Linked DNA regions of Homo sapiens: region 1 is linked to region 2. The links are chromatin contacts, found by Hi-C or POLR2A ChIA-PET in ENCODE. All regions are on one chromosome and are shown on one strand. The core of a region is the stretch at or near the end of the contact, and the rest is flanking DNA. Distances in the headings are between cores, read along the strand shown. Region 1 has its middle 88 kb from the start of TFCP2L1. Region 2 has its middle 130 kb from the start of TFCP2L1.

The links. A loop is a pair of places that touch in the nucleus more often than their neighbours do. ChIA-PET counts read pairs that join two places held with the same protein, here RNA polymerase II (POLR2A).
Region 1: a loop to region 2 is called in a map of PC-9, with 2.3 times the contacts of the local background. The contact joins two enhancer-like sites. A Hi-C loop is called at or near these places in 2 of 168 maps with a recorded cell type or tissue (Calu3 and PC-9). POLR2A ChIA-PET finds 5 or more read pairs at or near these places in 2 of 52 experiments (MCF 10A and Panc1).

The regions. Positions count from the first base shown.
Region 1 is chr2:121,194,194-121,199,838 of GRCh38, reverse strand. No RefSeq gene overlaps it. Among named protein-coding and RNA genes, the nearest start is that of TFCP2L1, 88 kb to the left of the region's middle. RefSeq lists enhancers at 1-118, 1,964-2,862. Within about 2 kb of position 2,383, at least 21 of the 41 ENCODE cell types and tissues checked have a DNase peak (open chromatin) inside an H3K27ac peak, as active enhancers do.
Region 2 is chr2:121,154,055-121,159,231 of GRCh38, reverse strand. No RefSeq gene overlaps it. Among named protein-coding and RNA genes, the nearest start is that of TFCP2L1, 130 kb to the left of the region's middle. Within about 2 kb of position 3,596, at least 5 of the 41 ENCODE cell types and tissues checked have a DNase peak (open chromatin) inside an H3K27ac peak, as active enhancers do.

The DNA.
Region 1 (5,645 bases), core at 1,134-3,633, 42 kb before region 2:
CTCCAGGCCTAGAGTGGCACCTGGCACCCAGTGCTGCCTGGGTCCATGTCTTGCTGTAGAGAACTGAGCACAGAGCTAGAGGTGTCGTATCACCCAGATCACAGATCGGAAGGAGACACTGTCCCATCCTCCAGGGCACTCACTCCTAAAGTGGCAAGCAAACAGGACATGGAGACAAGGTGTGATGGGGGCATGCAGTGGTGAGGGGATGGGGCATGTCTGGAAGGGAACCGTGTGGAGAAAACTCTCTTCAACAATCATCAACACAGAATACTTCTGTGATCAGATGTGCGGGGGTTTTCCACACACCAAGCAGCGGACTCCAGCTGGGGGTCCTCGAATTCTGACTCCCTACCTGGAGATAGTGTGAGACCCCACAAGTGGAGGGCTCAGTCCCCAAGACTGCCCCTGCCCCCCACCTCCACCAGTCACAAGTCCAGGCCTCCGGAACTTCTGACATACTGACTTCAAGTTGGGGTTCCCATGACCCCCTCTTTGGGTTTGAGTAATTTGCTGGAGCGGCTCACAAAACTCAGGGAGACACTTACGTTTACTGTTTTATTATAAAGGATATTGCAAAGGATACAGGTGAAGAGACGCATAGGGCAGGGTATGGCGGAGGGGTGTGGGGGTTCCATGCCTGCCCTGGGGCACCACCCTCCAGCGTTCTCCATGTGTTCAACTGCCTGGAAGCTCCCTGAACCCTGTCCTCTTGGGTTTTTATGGAAGCCTCATGACATCAGCATTCCTTCCCCCAGGGTAAGACTGTGGTCTTAAGACCCACAGTCAGAAAGGCAGGGGACACAGGCGTGAAGGGAGGGCAGGAGAAGGTCAAGGGCCTGCCCCTGAGGCCTTAGACACCCAACACCATAACCCAAGCCTGTAACGATGGCTGTGGGGGTTATGAGCCAGGAACTGTGGGCGAAAACCAAGATAGTTGTCACAACACCATAGGACCCCTCATCCCAGCCTCAGGGGTCTGGGGCACTTCCTGGAGATGAGGCTTGAGGTTAGTGGGGTTTTAAAATTTATTTTCCTCCCAAGTTTTTGTAACTTAATTTTAATTTTATATTTTTTAGAGACGGGGTCTCGCTCTCTCACCCGGGCTGGAGTGCGGTCACAGGTCACTGTAACCTCCAGCTCCTGGGCTCAAGGGATCTCTCCCTCCTCAGCTTTCCAAAGCGGGGGCATGCATGAGCCACCACACCCAGCTGTAAATTTTAGAAATAATTTCAAACTTACAGAAAAGTTACCAAAATAGTACAAATTATTTCTGATACAATTCGAACTCCTTAAAATGTTCATGTTTTACCACAGTTGCTTTTTCTCCCCATCTCTCTCTCATTCTCTCTCTTTTTTTTTTTATTCAGAGTCTCACTCTGTCGCCCAGGCTGGAGTGCAGTGGCGCTATCTCGGCTCACTGCAAGCTCCGCCTGCCAGGTTCACGCCATTCTCCTGCCTCAGCCTCCCGAGTAGCTGGGACTATAGGCGTCCGCCACCACGCCCGGCTAATTTTTTGTATTTTTAGTAGAGACGGGGTTTCTCTGTGTTCCAGGATGGTCTCGATCTCCTGACCTTGTGATCCGCCCACCTTGGCCTCCCAAAGTGCTGGGATTACAGGCGTGAGCCACCGTACCCGGCCCTCTCTCTCATTCTCTTAATACATTTTTTTCTAAAATATTTCAGAGTAAGTTGCAGACAGGAAGCCCTTTTACCTCTGAATATTTCAGTGAGTGTTTCCTAAAAATGTGGACACCCTTTAACATAACCGCAGTACCATAATTCATGTTAGGAAATTGCAATAACACTATTAGCTAATTTGGATTTTATTTTGAGGAACTCCTCTGGTCAACACTGGTGAGGTGTGGCGTGGGCAGGCCGGGGGTGTGGGGTGGCCAGTGAGTATGCAGGGTTGGTCAGCACTTCCGTGCTGGTACCCGAGAGGGGTAGGGGACACGAGATTGCAGAGTAAGCTCATCTCAAAGGCCTGGGACTTAGTTGAGGGTTGAACTTGACCCCAAAGCACTGGGGAGCCGGCAGATTGGCAGGCTGGCCAGAACAGGCTGGTCCCTCTTGTGTCCTTCCTGATGCCCTGGCCTGGCACCCGTGATTCCAGTCGGCCAAGGGCCCTCAGTCCATGGGAGAAGAATCGAGTTGCCCTGTTCAGTGAGAAGTTCAGGAAGAACAGAATGTACTTACTGTGCCCAGGGAACAGGGAGTGGAAGGGCAGGGAAGGAATTAAAAGAAAAGTAACCGAGTGTGAGTGTCTGGCAGGAGCCTGGCCTGTTTTGTAACCACGAAGTGTCCCAGTGAGTCACCACTCTTCTCCAAGGCCTGCTCCTTCCGTGTCACCCCCGAGCTGGTCTCTTGTTCCAGCACTGTTCTCCTCTCAGCTTGGTGTTCCCGGGGCACGTGGACTCGGAGTTATTCACAGCTCGGTTTGAATTCAGCCGTGGCTGGCTTGTGAGCTCAGGCAAGATGCGGTCCTCTCTGAGCCTCCTGTCTTTTTTTTTTTTTTTTAGGTGACCGAATCTCACCCTGTCGCCCAGGCTGGAGTGCAGTGGCACGAGCTTGGCTCACTGCAACCTCCGCCTCCAGGGTTCAAGCGACTCTCCTGCTGCAGCCTCCCGAGTAGCTGGGATCACAGGTGCCTGACACCACGCCCAGCTAATTTTTGTATTTTTAGTAGAGACGGGGTTTCACCATGTTGGCCAGGGTGAAACTCCTGACCTCAGGTGATTCGCCTGCCTCGGCCTCCCAAAGTGCTGGGATTATAGGCATGAGCCACTGTGTCTGGCTGCCTCCTGTCTTGTAGATTGTGGCAGGAGCTCCAGGTGGGATGGGAGGTGTTTTGCCCAAAGCGGGCCCAACGCAAGCCTGGTTCCATCACTCACTGGCCCCTAAGTCTCTTTGTGGGTAAGGCCCATGGCTCCCGGGCACTATTTCCCCCAGCTGCGAGGAGGCCCGTGCTTACCAGTGAGTGCCTTGAGAGCAGGCCTGGGCCCGATTCACCTCAATGCTCCTGCCCAGGCCAACGGCACACAGGTGTGTTCAGTTGATGTTTGCCGAGGCTATGAGGAAGATAAGCCCCAAAGTCGGCACCTAGCGTGCAGCAGAGCCTTGGGAAGCGTTGTAGTCTTACGTGAGGTCTTTAAGCCCTCCAGAGTTATGCCCCAGAGCCCAGCGTGCCGCAGGTGATGGGTGTTCCCCTCCTGAGTGTACACCAGTTGGGAAGGAGACCCCTGCACGTGGAATTACTGGGGCTAAGGAGGTGAGAGGCGGGAGCTGCAGCTGGGGCTGCAGGAGGTCGTAGCTAGGACTGCCGGGCTACACTGGGTGTGGGGGTCTGAGCAATGCGTAAGGCAGGAGGGAATGTGGGTGTGTGGGCAGGGGACAGGGGTCTGGCTGCAGCCCTCATCTCCTGCCAAGGCTTTTCCTCTGCCCTTGGGGTAACCCGACACCCAGCCATACACCTGAGGTGCACGTAAGGGCTGCACCTCACCTGCCTCTCTTGGCTGCTCCAATTGCATTTGGAAGGTGTTGCAAATTGCTCTGTGATGTTCTGGAGCCAAACCATGTCCCTGGCCCATAGCCCAACCCCTGGGGCTTGGCGTCAGTGGCATTGTCCCTGGAAGACAAGCTGCCTTTGAGGGTTTGAGGGTTTGGAGGGTTTGAAGGCTTTGGTTTGGCGGGCCCCGTCCACAGGGCTCTACCTGGCTGGGTCAAGCAGAATCAGGGTGGTGAGAGGACACAGCCCTGGGCCACCCAAAGGTGCCCCTGTGATGAACAATGTAGAGGTTAGGAGTGTGTGCTCTGGTGTCAGACAGCCTGGGCTCCACTTACAAGCTGTGTGACCTTGGACAACTGACTGAGCCTCTCCGTGCCTCAGTGTTCTCATCTGTAAAATGGAACTGGTAAGAGTCCATACCTCCTAACAGTGTTGTTAAGGTTAAATGAGCTTATACAAGTAAGCCACTGAGAGCATCCCTAACTTGTGTGAGCGTCATACAAATGGAAGCCGGAAGCCACTAGGATAGAAGGCAGATTCCTCTGAGGGCAGAATGAGGCCAGCCTCCCCTCTCCTGACCCTCCAGCCCTCTGTGATCTGCCCCTGCCCATCATCCTGCCTCATCTCTTAAGCACCCCTCCCTCTCCACAGCAGCTACACTGAGTCGCTGGTGCTTCTCTTGAGCCTGCTCAGGCCTCTGGTCCCAACAGGTGTCCTCCTCTGCCTGGGGCAACTTTCCCCTCTTTGTGGGGTCAACACCTACCTTTCACTTCCTTTCATGACTCAGCTCAGGTGTCACCTCCTCCAGGAAGCCTTTCACTTAATGCTGTGACATGATTAACCTCACTAAAGCCTGCAAGGTTTGAGCAAATGGAGGCTCCTCTAAGAGGCAGAGCTGCTTGCCCAGGGGTAAGCTGGAGTGGGGAGTTGGGACTAGGCTCTAAAGCTTTAGAGAAAACCAGCTTTAGGGTTGCTATTCCCCCTAGCCAGACTGCCTCTTGCTGTCGGCATTTGTGGGGGACGCTGGAACAAGCCATCCCAGTCCTGCTTCAGGACTGAGGGACTTAGTCCACAGCTGCTGGGAGGCTGCCCATCAGCCTTTCCAGGAATTGCCTTGGCCGAGGGGAGCTTCATTGCCCAGGGCCATCTTCTTCCTCAGAGGATGCCCGTGCCTGTGTGGAAGAGCCTCATGCGCAGATATAAAGGCTTGGTCTCTTGCCCCAACCTGGGACAACTCAGGGCAATGCCAGCTCCAGAGCTGCCTGTGGCATCAACTGAGGCCTCCACTGAGGCTGCTTCACAACCCAACTTCTCCCTCCACTCAATCCCACCTTCATCCCCCACCCCAACATGGAGTCCCAGAGTGCTTCCCAGTGACAGTCCCGGATGCTAATCTAAAGCAGAGTCTGCTTCCAGGGAGCCCGGCCTGCAGCAGGTTCTTGCTTGGAGGCATCTGAATCTTGCTGGAAGGGATTACAGAGATGCCCAGAGCCTGCAGGCCAGGCTTGGGTGCTGTGCAGCAGGAAACGCTATCAGGTCCCTGGGATGACATGGGTCAATGCTCCCTCACTGCTGTGGCTGCTCCTAGGGCCGGATGCCAGACCCCCGCCACACTGTCCCCAGACCAGTGGAATACCTTCACAGCACATGAAGGGTTGAACTTGACCCCAAATTCAACCTGGTTTATGGTGTGAGGGATGGGCTAACCCAGGAATGAAAGGGGAAGGATGGCTTGTGTTTGCAAAGGGAGCTTCCTTTGCAAAAAACCAGGCCACTTATGCCTTACTCCAGAGAAACAGTCTCTTAGATTAGTTAATTAAAAATTCCTGAGGGCAGCAATCACAGCCGATTCAATTCTGTCTCCAGGGTCTGGCACTGGGTTGGGAACTTCGGAACACTCAATATTTATTGAGTGTGTAAATGAATGAAAGAAAGTGGCATTAAAAAAAACCAAACAGGCCCCGGTGTGTGATGTTCCCCTTCCTGTGTCCAAGTGTTCTCATTGTTCAATTCCTACCTATGAGTGAGAACATGCAGTGTTTGGTTTTTTGTCCTTGCGATAGTTTGCTGAGAATGATGGTTTCCAGCTTCATCCATGTCCCTACAAAGGACATGAACTCATCATTTTTTATAGCTG
Region 2 (5,177 bases), core at 2,347-4,846:
CCATTTTTTCTTCTTAAAAACAAACTGTAGTCATATCTTCCTGTCTCTGCCTCCCAACGTCAACTCCTCTGAGGAATGATGAGGCAAGGGAATGTGTCAAGGTGGAGAGTGACAAAGGGGCATGGAAAGTATTTAATGATGCAGAAAGGCTGGGACTCAGCAAGCAAGATGTTGTGTGGCACATGGAATATATTCCCAGCTAGCTGCTTCTTCCTAGGGCTCCCACCAAGCACAGCTAGAAATTCTGGGCATTATACACAAAACAACCTGAGAAGACCCTGGAGGGGGAAGAAGAAAGCAGCCTGGCTAAGGACCTCAGAGGCGAATGTCCCAGGATTGTTTGTTTGCCTAATATACCCTGGATGATGTTGGCATTGCCAGCAACCCAAAAAGCCAGGAAGCACAGACCAAAGAGAGCCCCAACAAAAGCCTGTTCTCTCTAGCCAAAGGACCAGAAGAGAGGCAGCCTAGTGGAGAGAAAACTTTTAGAAGATAATCACCTGACTCCAGTCAAACACACACAAAAAATGTGGCCTCCACCCCCAACATCTTCAGCAAAGGCCAAGTGGGAGCTGAGACTTTCATCCAGGCTAGAAGCCGTCCCCTGCTGGGGTGACAGCAAATGAGGTGAGTGGGGGAGCAGGGACTTTCATTCCTCCGTGGAAGAAGGAGGCCAGAAAATGTAAATAAGAAGTAGGGTCTCATAGCATAATGCCTAAAATGACAAAGGTACAGGGAAACACCACTTTCTATTCCAAAAACCAGGAGACTCTCACCTCAAATAAGAAAAAACGATCAAAACTGAGATGACAGAGATATTGGAATTATCCCACAAGGACTTTAAAGCAGCCATCATGAAAATGCTTCAGTGAGCAATTCTGAACACACTGAAAACAAATGAAAACATAGGAAGTCTTAGCAAAAAAAATAGTGATATAAAGAAGAGCCAAATGGTAATTTTAGAAGTTAAAAATAACTGAAAGACTCATTGAATGGATTCAACAGTAGAATGGAAAGGACAGAGAAAACAATCAGGAAACTTGAAGATAAAGCAACAGAAATCACCCAATCTAAGCAAGAGAGAGAAAGAGACTGAAAAAAAGAACAGAAGCTTGAGGCCTGTAGGGCACAACAAAAGACCTAACATTCATGTCATGAGAGTCTCAGAAGGACAGGACTAAGAATGTGGGGCTGAAAAAATATTCAAAGAAGCAGTGGTTGAAATTCTCCCAAATTTGGCAAAAAGACATAAACCTGCATATTCAAGAAGCTGAGTTAACTCCTAAGAGGAGAAACTCATTCATACCAAGACACATCATGAGCAAACTCTTGAAAACTAAAGGCAAATAACAAATCTTAAAGGCAACAAGAAAGAATCAACACGGGAGTGCTGGCTTCAGGCTCAACTCCCACTGTCCCATTTTCTGGTCTCTTTCTCACTCCATCTGTGGCTGATGTTATGTTTTTTCTCAGTTTGCTGTATCTGCCCAGTGCTCATGATTTACTGGGAAAGACAAGCATGTCCATAATGGACATCTGTCTGCATGGGTTTGAACCCCACTCCTGGTACCAATTTCCTGTATTAATCCATTCTCACACTGCTATAAAGAAATACCAGAGACTGGGTAATTTATAAAGGAAAGAGGTTTAATTGACTCACAGTTCTGCATGGCTGAGGAGGCCTCAGGAAACTTACAATCATGGCAGAAGGCAAAAGGGAAGCAGGTACCTTTTTCACAAGGCACCAGAAGAGAGGAAGAGGGAACGAATGGGGAAAAGCCCCTTATAAAGCCATCAGATCTCATGAGAACTCACTCACTATCATGAGAACAGCAGGTGGGAAACTGCCCCCATGATCCAATCACCTCCCACCAGGTCCCTCCCTCAATACATGGGAATTACAATTCAAGATGAGATTTGGGTGGGGACAAAAAGCCAAACCATATAATTCTGCTCCTGGCCTTTCCCAAATCTCACGTCCTCACATCTAGACCACCCAGGCTCAAGCAATCCTCCCACCTCAGCCTTCCAAGTAGCTGGAACTGGGGTGTGCCACCAAGTCTGGCTTATTTTAAAAAATGTTTTATAGAGACAGAGTCTTGCTATGTTGCCCAGGCTGGTCTTGAACTCCTGGCCTCAAGTGATCCTCCTGCCTCAGCCCCCCAAAGTGTTGGAATTACAGATGTGAACCACCATGCCTGGCCTAGGCATTTTCTTAATACATTTTACAGACAGATGTGCACACCCTGGCTGGGAATCTGGGGATGAGCAAACTGGCTCCTTCTTCAAGGGCTCGCCTCTGAATTACCCACCGTATTATGGAGTTGGATGTGAAGACTGTAGATCTGGCCCTGTTCAGAATTCTGGAGAAGGAGGTTTTTGCTATTTAAAACCCCAGCTTCTTTCCAAAAGAGGTGGATGGTGATGAAGGGAGGTGTCTTCTGCTGGGCTGAGGACTGCGTGGGCAGCACATGCCAAGCAGGGGATGGTGGGGGTGAGGGAGGAACTCAGGGGAGATGAAACCTCCCTGAAAGACCAGGACAAAGGTGGGTTTGGGGGGACAGGCAGGAAAGTCCAGGAGGAAAGGGGCTCGGAGGGCAGATGGACAGGGGAAGAGATGAAAGGGGCTGGGGTGTAAGCCTGAGGCCAGAGTGGGAGGAAGTGGCTACAGGATACTCTTGGTGGGGAAGGGGGCCGGCAGACTCCTGGAAAAATGACTGTCCAACGTTCCCTGTGACACGACTACAGCTTCCTCATCGCTCACCCCTTCTCTCCACCTACAGGCTCTTTAGTACAAGAGAGCCTTTCCCATTCAGCTGGGGCTGGGTCAAGCCTGAACTTGGGTCCTCAGGTCCTCGTGCACTACATAGAGACATGATGATGATCATGATGCATGAAGATGATCCCAAAACAGTAGTGACATGGTGGGAGCAGGCGTTTGGAGCCACAGGTGACCTGGAGAAGGCAAACCTTCTGGGAAATTGCAGATAACTTGGGGAGGGTCTTGGAAACCCACTAGCACAGAATGCGGGTTTTTAGGGCTGTTTGTCAAAGTATCTTCTGCTGTCCAAGAGAGAAGTGCCCACATTCTTTTCAGACTAGGATGTTTTCTTCAGTGATTCAACACAGACATGGTCCTGCCCTTCCAATGTGAGCGCATAAGTCAGGGCAATGAGCTAAAGGCCCGGGCCACCGTTGGGCACTGGGCAGGTGACCGGGTGCTGTGGCTTTGTCCCTCTGACTGCCTGGCCATGCCGGCTCCTGGTGGAGGCTCACACCCATCAGGGACCAGCCCACATCTTTCACCCCATCCCGGGCTGGCCCCTCTCCAGCTTTGATGACAGAGGCTGCTCTGGGCCCTGAACCTGGCTGGGGACCCAGTCCTTCTCACAGGGAGCATTCTGGGTTGGCAGAGCTTCCACAGAACCCCGCCCTATGGCTTGGGCAGACCTGCGCCTCCACCCCCACTTCATGCCACACTCAGAGAACAGGCTGCCTGAAAGGGTGTTTGTTCCCAGTAGGAAAACCTACTCAACTCACCTGCAGAGGCTCCCAGGACTGAGAGGGAGGGGGGCCAGTGGGGCCTGGCTGGACCCAGCTGTCCTGTGTGCACAGGGCACCTGCTTGCTTGCCACACCCGCCCTGTCCTCCTCCTCTCGGGCTTGCTGCGTTTCTGTCCCGGGCTTTCTCTGCCCTGTCTTCCCCTTCCTTCTGTCTCTGGCTGTCCCATCTGTCTCTTTCCCTGCCCTTCTTTCTCTCTCTTCCCTCTCTGCTGCCCACGTTGCCCCTTTCTTCCTCTCTGTCTCCTTTCTGTTCCTCTGTGGCCATTTTCGGCCAAGCTCTGGCTCTGTCTCTGTTTGCATCTCTGCCTCCCACCCCTGACCTCTGTCTCCTCTCCAAGCCCAGGCAGGTTTATTTGAACAATAAAGGGTGATATTTCTTTCAGAAAACAGCTTATTTTGGCTCACAAACAAGAGGTACTGGGCAGGGTCGTCCCCTGGGAACTGTGGACCCAGCCAGCTGGGGAGGGGCCTGGGGGTGTGGGGGACCCAGTGCTAGAAGTGGGCTTGGAGGAAAAATGTCCATAAGAGTTTCCAGTTCCTGTCCTTTGACCTTGCCCACCCCATCACCTGCAATGGTAAAAATAAATACATAATAATTACTATTTTTATTCCAAAGGTTGCCATTTACTGCCATGCCAACCATTTTACCTGCAATATAATATTTAGCTCTGGCAACAGTCCTACAAAATTGATCCCATTGTCCCTTTTAGCAAATAAGGAAACTGAGGGTCAGAGAAGTTACCCCACCCTTAAGTGGCAGCCCTAGTCCAACAGCCTCCAAGCTCCCCTATTTTCTGCACTAGGAGGCGTCCCTGCTGATGGCTTTCACTTTGGAATTTGAGGAACCTGGGGAAGGAGCTGGTGCCATCTTGTCATTTTCCAATAAAGGGGAATGTGTGGTGAGGTGGCGCCCTGGCCATGGCCACCCAGCGGATCAACAGCGATAGAGAGAGGGACCCGGGCCTCTGAGGTCCCAGAGAGAGGGGAGGAGTGGGCTCAGGCCTGTGACTCTGGGTGTCCTCCCTCCTTGCTGTGTGTCCTCTGTCAAGCCCTGCCCTTCTCTGAGCCGCACCTTCCCCATCTGAGGGGATCTTAGTACGCTCTCCTGGGACTCTGTCTAGGGTCCTGGCCCTGGGCTGGGGACACGGGGAGAGGTCTGAGTGTTTCCTTTTTGAAACTTAAATTTCATTATTCGATTAACTTGTGCATGAGGTTTTTGTAGCTGAGAGCGAATCCTTTTAAAGGAATTTAAAGAAATTAAGTGAGATGATGCTTAAAAAGAAAGCTCTATGTGGCCATACTGAAGTCGTTTGCAGGTCGGGGCTCCTCAGTGTTCCATAACCATGAGAAGGGGGATGATTCTGCCCCTCAGATTCCCCCTGCTTCCTAGGCCACCCTGCACTGAGGCTTCACAAGGCTGAGGGTGAGCTTTCTGATGTGTTTTGTTCATTCATTCGGCAAGTGTTTGTTGAACACCTACTATGTGCCACACACCCTTCTGAGCACAGGGGCTACTGCAGAGAACAAAGCAGACAAAAGTCCTGCCCTCATGGGTGTCCCGTTCTAGGAAGGATGGCAAGGGATAAAGATGATGAATGAATGAGATATGGCTGT